2 separate regions of the Homo sapiens genome follow, and region 1 is linked to region 2. A link is an interaction called in ENCODE POLR2A ChIA-PET data of the cell type or tissue named here. Cell type or tissue: GM12878. All regions are shown on one strand.

What was found. Peaks named below come from ENCODE experiments on the same cell type or tissue, not always from the same donor. Only the 100,000 strongest peaks of a DNase experiment are listed, where the experiment ranks them.
Region 1: POLR2A ChIA-PET joins it to region 2 with 8 read pairs; 2 of 35 experiments call an interaction of 5 or more read pairs at or near these places.

Annotation. Positions count from the first base shown.
Region 1 is chr11:107,955,504-107,959,503 of GRCh38, forward strand. All of the region lies in intron 1 of RAB39A (RAB39A, member RAS oncogene family), which reads left to right. Among named protein-coding and RNA genes, the nearest start is that of RAB39A, 29 kb to the left of the region's middle. RefSeq lists an enhancer at 1,717-1,876. In GM12878, no CTCF peak of the experiment used is centred here; a DNase peak (open chromatin) is centred at 1,668; H3K27ac peaks cover 471 bases.
Region 2 is chr11:108,514,916-108,518,915 of GRCh38, forward strand. EXPH5 (exophilin 5) reads right to left here. Exons shown (of 6, transcript NM_015065.3): 5 at 3,320-3,458. It overlaps LOC112267909 (a long non-coding RNA gene), which reads left to right. Exons shown (of 3, transcript XR_007062880.1): 2 at 396-454; 3 at 2,444-2,808. Among named protein-coding and RNA genes, the nearest start is that of POGLUT3, 19 kb to the left of the region's middle. In GM12878, no CTCF peak of the experiment used is centred here; no DNase peak of the experiment used is centred here.

The DNA of each region.
Region 1 (4,000 bases), 560 kb before region 2:
GGGTTTTCCACTTAATGGATCAGAGAAGCACATTATACTGATAATGTTTCCTCCAAAATTAAAAACGGTTCACGCCTGTAATCCTAGCACTTTGGGAGGCCGAGGCAGGCGGATCACCTGAGGTTGGGAGGTCGAGACCAGCCTGACCAACATGGAGAAATCCCATCTCTACTAAAAATACAAAATTAGCCACGTGTGGTGGTGCATGCCTGTAATCCCTGCTACTCAGGAGGCTGAGGCAGGAGAAGTGCTTGAACCTGGGAGGTGGAGGTTGTGGTGAGCCGAGATCACACCATTGCACTCCAGCCTAGGCAACAAGAGTGAAACTCCATCTCAGAAACAATTATAAAAATTTTAAAAAATGAAAAAGTTTCACCAAGTATTATGCATTTTTTTTTTTAGTAGGGGGTATAAAATATGGTAACTTTTCTTCTTTGGAGAGGTTTCATCAACATACCCCTGATTAAAGGACTCCCTTCCCCCAAGAAACTTCACAGAGATTGCTGGCTACTGTATTTTCATTGGATATATCTTTAGGATGTATGTATTTCTGAATATATAATTTATCCACCCCCTCCAACACTGATAATGCTCATAGCAACTCAATGACCTCAGTGTGAGAACATAAGACCACACTAGTAATAGATATAATGTTGGGCACCTTTCTTTTTTTGCACTGCTAGTATCTCTTTCCCTCAAACTTCCTCACTCTCTCTGATATTTCTCCTATTTTCACAACAGCTATGTAAGTGGCTTAGACCAAATCAACCATTCATTCATTCACTAAGGTGCACTGAATGCCCACTATGTGCTAGGTACTTGAAAACCATTGATATTCAACAGTGAGCAGTATTGACATGGCACCTGCATGACTCTGATAATCAGCAAGCCAGTAGCATGGATCCAGAAAGAGGAAAGGAGGGAAAAGGACGCTATACAAGAGTACTGACCTTGAACACACAATGATCCTGCCCACAGCCTAAGAAACATACTCTAGCCAAACAGAGCAGCCATTTGTCCTTCTATGGAGTGATTAGTAAGAGGGTTAAAATGTGCCTCCAGTTCTCTTTTATGGGGAGAGGAAGGTTGAATGGAACTTCCATTTCTTCCTATAGTAGAAGCATAAATGTGAGGAAAAAAGGAAGAGTTTCTCCTGTTATTAGCAGTATTCCTCAGCAGTGTTGAGTGCCCACTTGGGATTGGTTATAATTAATTCATAGTGACACCAGCCTGCCTGGTTGAGTGATTTTCCCCGGAAACATACAGCTGCATGCTGGACTGATCCAGAGATAGAAGTTTCCCAGATGAATATGACAGAGGGAAAGAGGCTTGGAAATTGAGATATTTCCAAGAGAACAATTATAATGATGTCTCATTGAACTCAAGATATGGAAGAAGGCAAAGGTAGGAGAGTATTAATGGATAGAAAGTGATAGAGTTGGTCAGTGGATTACAAATCTTGATGAAATTAAAGAATCACCACAGTAAAAAAGAATAGACAGGCTGGCAGACTGTGAGGTTTTGATATTTTTAGTGGACTGTGTAAATTTCCAGTTTTGGAGGTAATTAATATTTCTGATGAAAAGGAAATGGATAAGAAAGGAAGAATAGAGAGAAAGGTTTATTAGAGATGAGGGAGTCAAGGAATTTGAGAAGTGACACCAGGCAGCTCATCCAAATGGATGTTGAAATCAGTAAGCAGAATGACAGGAATTGAAACAGAAAGAAAAACAAAGTGCTAAAATCTTTAGTACATGGAGAATGACCAAGCAGTTGGAAGATGACAGCAGTTGGCAGAGCCAGATGGCATAAGCCTCAAAGGAGCAGGAGATTTTTTTTACAACAGGGGTTGGGAAAGAATAATTATCAGGAAGTTGCACTGGGGAAACAGAAGCCATCTCCTCCTGATCCTAGAGAATGGGCAACGTGAGTGTGCTGCAGGGGAAGCAGTGTTCTCAGGGACCAGCAGTTTTCAATTAAGGCAAGGAAAGGAGACTGCTCCTCTGGCAATGGGATAAGATTTGCTGATAGTGTAGCTTTCAAAGTATGAAAGAACCAGCAGCTTTCTTTTATAATTAAAACCAGATCTTCCACTTGAGAGGGACAAGCGACTGCTAGGAGCTTATAACCCCGAACCCTCTCCTCCAGAATTCACCTTCCCTATCATCACATCACCCTCACACTGTATTTAGGGGTTTTGTATCTGCTTTATCATTCTTGCCAGAGAATAGTCTCACCTCTTCATTCCCTCATAACACACCAGACCAGATTAGAATCCATGCCATTTATTTCTCTCTTCCTTCCTTGCTTCTGTTCTTTTCTTCCCTCCATTCCCTGACCCCACAATTTTTTTCCTTCCCTTAAATCATCCATTAATTCAGGGAGACTTTTTTTTTTCTTTCTTTTTTTTGAGACAGAGTCTCTGTCGCCCAGGCTGGAGTGCAATGGTGTGATCTCAGCTCACTGCAACTTCTGCCTCCTGGGTTCAAGCAATTCTCCTGCCTCAGCCTCCCAAGTAGCTTGGACTACAGGCATGCACCACCATGCCTGGCTATTTTATGTATTTTTGGTAGAGACGGGGTTTCACCATGTTGGCCAGGTTGGTCTCGAATTCCTGACCTCAGGTGATCTGCCCACCTTGGCCTCCCAAATTGCTGGGATTACAGGTGAGAGCCACTGCACCCCACCCATTCAGGGAGACTTTCAAAGCCTAGAGGGAAATAGACATAAAGTGCCATACTACAAGAGATTGTTGCTTAAAAATAATTGTTACTCCTCATCAACTCTTCAGTTCCTTACAGGGAGGCCTCCCTACCTAGTGCTTTTAGAGTCTGTTCCCTACCTTCTCATAATTCCTTCAAGAACTTCTAGAGACCTAAGTGTCTCAACTTATGGGAGGAAGGTCAAGAGAAAGATAGCTGCTCCCTCAACACCTCTGTAAGACCTGCCTTTCAGTTCAAGTTTTCCATCTGAAGCTCTGCTTCTTCCCCCAGATGATTGATAGCAACAGTGCCCAATTGTTTTAGGAAAAACACTACCTGCAGGACAACTATATCTGAATCTGAAGCCCCACAGACCCACACACAGAAGCTAGAAATCAGGTTATTACATAGAAGTGACAGATGTTATATTGAGTCCTTTTATTCCCAACTAATTATTAATAAGGGTTTTTTTATAATGTGTATTACATATACTTTGCTATAATTTTATTCTGTAGGATGATTTGCCAACTGTAATCTAAATGTGTTTTCAAAATTAAATACAATCAGTTAATAGGGTTGCTTATTTTAAAAAGAAAATAAAAAATAAGTTTTTTGAAAAGATAGTATTTCCTGGCCGGGCGCGGTGGCTCATGCCTGTTATCCTAGTGCTCTGGGAGGCCAAGGTGGGTGGATCACCTGAGGTCAGGAGCTCGAGACCAGCCTGGCCAACATGGTAAAAACTCATCTCTACTAAAAATTAAAAAATTAGCTGGGCATGGTGGTGGGCGCCTGTAATCCCAGCTAGTCAGGAGGTTGAGGCAGGAGAATTGCTTGAACCTAGGAGGCAGAGGTTGCAGTGAGCCAAGATTGTGCCATTGCATTCCAGCCTGGGCAACAGAACAAAAACTCCGTCTCAAAAAAAAAAAGAAAAGAAAAGAAAACATAGTATTTCCTACAGTGAAAAACATGCCTCTGTGTAATACATAAGCATTTCAGCATTGAGTTTTCAGCCACAAAAGGCATTTTTAAAATATTCTAGTAATGGTAAATTAAATGGATAGGAGGGATAAAAGTGATGCAGGCTTGATGCTGAGTAAATTCAAGCTTTCAGTCTAAGAACATAGCCTTAATTAGATTTCTCTTAAGACACTGCACATCTGCCTAAATTCACACATATAAAGATGAGTGACAAAACAATAACAAATTAGTTATCCCTCAAAGTTAAAATATAGCAACTGCATTATTCATAGCCTGCCAAAGATGGTGGGAGATTTTTCTTATTGTCAATTTCTTTTCTT
Region 2 (4,000 bases):
TACAGTTTAATAATAATTTGAGTTATTGAAGGCTCCTTTTCAAGAAACATAATCATTTATAATTTTATTTTTATCATATTATCATGTTATAACATTAATTTTGATTATATTTTTAAGATAGCCTGACTTTTATAAGACTATAGTGAAAATTTCTTTCCTACTTTTTCAAATCACTTTTTTTCAAAGTAAACCTTCCATTAACGCCGTAAGGAAATTGAACTATATTCTTCTAACAATGAATTTTAATCATGTTTTTTTTTAGTGCATCTAAAGTGTATTGAGTTTTTCTAAGATATGGACCAGTAATAAAATGGAATTAATAATGCAGACATTGAATAACTAGACAATTGTTAGTATTATTAAGCCTTGTCTTTCTGTTTCTTTCATGTCACTAGGTTGCTACAATAATTCCAGCTGTGTATACCTCCTGGGATCATAATAGAAATGAACCTCTGTAAGTAGCATATGATTTCTAGGTTGTACTGTTAAGAAAACAGTATTACCACTAAAAGCTTAGCACCTAATTTATGAACATACTTAGTTGGATATATAATATTATTAAATGATATGCCAATGGTAGATTTTTTTTTCTGGAAAAATTAATACCCATTAACACTCCTATAAAACAGCACTTTCTATGTGTCAGGCAGAGTCCTAAACGCTTAATATATTAACTCACTAAGTCGTCACACAAACTTAGAAGGTTGGTCCTATTACTATTCTCATTCTATAATGAGGAAACTGATGCAAGAAGAGATTAAGCAAATTCCTAAGATCACACAGCACTGGGATTTGAACCCAGACAGTCTGTTTCCTGAATCCATGCATACAACCACTGTACAATGCAACCTCTGTGCCATAAAAGCTCACTTTTGGGCCGGGCACGGTGGCTCATGCCTGTAATCCCAGCACTTTGGGAGGCCGAGGCGGGCGGATCACGAGGTCAGGAGATTGAGACCATCCTGGCTAACATGGTGAAACCCCGTCTCCACTAAAAATACAAAAAATTAGCCGGGCGTGGTGGCGGGCGCCTGTAGTCTCAGCTACTCGGGAGGCTGAGGCAGGAGAATGGCGTGAACCCGGGAGGCAGAGCTTGCAGTGAGCCAAGATGGCGCCACTGCACTCCAGCCTGGGCGAAAGAGCGAGACTCCGTCTCAAAAAAAAAAAAAAAAAACCAGAAAAAAAAACTCACTTTTCATATTTTGCTCTTTATGAACCATACAGATGATTTTACTGTGAGACGAGCTCATAGTTTTACAAAGACGTGAAGTTGCTGTTGTCAAATAATGATGACTTTTCTCTCGGTAGCAAAGTCAGGGAGTGGTGTCAAAGTCAGTGCCCAGGGGCCCCCTTACGATAACTGAAGACCTAGACCAAGCCCAGACCCAGGGCTCATGCTCTCTAGGACCACAGCCTCTGTGATCTTAGACAAGCCACAGCATCCTTTTGGTGACACAGTTGGCTTTTCTTTGAATTGTATCCATTTAATTGTACTTGACATGTTTTCCTCAATAAAAACCCATTAGATTTTGAATAGAATCATAATCTTTTGAGGTGTGTAGACTCTCTAAGACCCACTCTATAATAGATATAGTTTACTATATTCATGTTCAATAAATACAAATAAATTACAAATTTTATTTCAACTGTATAATGACAGGAAATGTAAGTGTCTGAGCACACATAAGTGAAATGTACATGCAACATGCCAATTAAGTTAGGGCAGATGCTAAAGGGATTTAAAAAAATCTGTTCTGGATTTTTCCCTATCCTATTTTATTTGCAAGTTGGTGTTATTAAGTTTGTACAACCAAAAGAAAAACTGATCTTGAACATTAAGGATATGTAATTAAGGAATTCTTTTAGGGAATTATCTGTGAATGTTTTAGTGAAAAATATTTATTTACCCCTAGGACCTGAAGTAATTTGTTCCCTATAGCCACAATAAAATAATCAAGCAATGCTGAAGTATAAGGTGGGGCAAAAAACAAAACAAAACAACTGCATAATGAATAAAAATCTATCTTTAAAACAAATTATAATGAAAATCTCTTTGATACCCATTCTCCCTTTCAAGCTGTTTATGTTTTTCTTTCCCCTTAAAGTCTTGGTTGACTACAAGAGCAGAATGTATTTAGAACAGAAAATACAGAAAAGTATAACAATATAAGTAAAATCGCCAGGAATTCTACCTAGAGGTAACCATTCTTAACATCCCCATGACAAGATTTTAAATTAAAGCCACTTAGAATCCCAGATTAACAATGCTGTTTACTCATCACTCCTGACATCAGAAAAATTCCTGTTCTGCTTCTCTACATTAGTTTCAGAAAGGCCACATTATTATTATTTTTTCATTATTTTTTCATTCCATAAACAGTAGCTCTCCTCTTTCAACAAAACCTTCATTTTGGAACAAAGATTTTCCTCTGTTCTCTGCCAGGAAGCATCTTACTGAAGAAGGCCCCTACGTTGACTGTCCAGCTGACTGTCTCTACCCGACTGCTGTCCCACACAATATGGGCCAGGCGATGGTATTGCCTTTGCAAACTAAATGAAGTTCCTCAAAGTGAAGCTGGTGGCGACTTCAGAGTTAACTTTTCAAATGGCCGGGCTTATATAGAATAACCTTTGTAAAAGTAAACTATGATCATATAATAAGATACATGTGCATTTGGAACGCCACTGCTTTTGGAACCTGTCTCAGTTTTTATCATCATACAAGGTTAATTGTCTAATGTCAATTAGATTTTATCACAGTGCATTTGGGTCCTAATCTGGAACAATAAAAGTCTATTAAACAGCAAACTTTGTAGATGTATTTCCTAAAGATGTATTTCCTTTTTACCTGAGGTTAATTTTTTTTTTCTGCTTGCTCTGTCACCCAGGCTGGAGTGCAGTGGCATGATCTCGGCTCATTGCAACCTCCGCCTCCCAGGTTCAAGCACTTCTCCTGCCTCAGCCTCCCAAGTAGCTGAGATTACAGGTGCGTGCCACCATGCCTAGCTAATTTTTGTATTTTCAGTAGAGATGGGGTCTCAAACTCCTGACCCCTAAGGTTAAATATTAAACATTATTACTACTCCATATATTTATCAGTCCATGATTCAAGAATATTTGCTTAGATTATATTTAATCATAAGATTCTTAATACTTGTGTTAATAACATATCAGCATCCTCTTCAAATAAGCTAAACATGAGGATGTAAAAAATAAAGTACAGTGTTTCATATGTTTTGAGTAGTTTGATACAAACTAGTTATTGTTTACTTCCTTTAGTTATCAGTAGTTGCAAAGGCAATTTAATGCATGAACTTACCTTGGAAAAACTCATTCTCCAGCAGTGAAGCATCCCACGGTGGAGGCATGCCACTCTCCTCCCTCATGACTGCTGGCTTTGGGACAAATGTACTGTCAACTAGATGATTTTCCAGAGGTGAATTGTATATTTTTGCCTGCTAATTTTAAAGCAGAGAACACAATATTATTTCTGAGCCTTCACCAGTCAAAATACTCACACGCTCCCACCAAACTGTCCCAAGCTTAAAAGTATTAGTCTAAGGACTGCAAATCCATTTTTCTAATATTTATTTCTCAATTTATAATGTGTTGTTTTTGCCATTTGTAACTGACCTGCAACTTCTCTATACCTACATTAATTATTTCAGTGATAAGCCTTCAGGCAAGGTACTGAGCCTCTCTCTGCCAAGTTTCCTACGAACTTACACAGCACTGTCAGAGGCGTTTGAATCAGGGCAACTCCATCTCGAATAGGGGCTGGGTAAAATAAGGCTGAGACCTACTGGGCTGCATTCCCAGCCGGTTAAGGCATTCTAAGTCACAGGATGAGACTGGAGGTCGGCACGAGGTACAGGTCATAAAGATCTTGCTGATAAAACACGTTGCACTAACGAAGCCGGCTAAAACCCACCAATACCAAGATGGCAACAAGACTGACCTCTCTGGTCGTCCTAACTGCTACACTCCTGCCAGCACCATG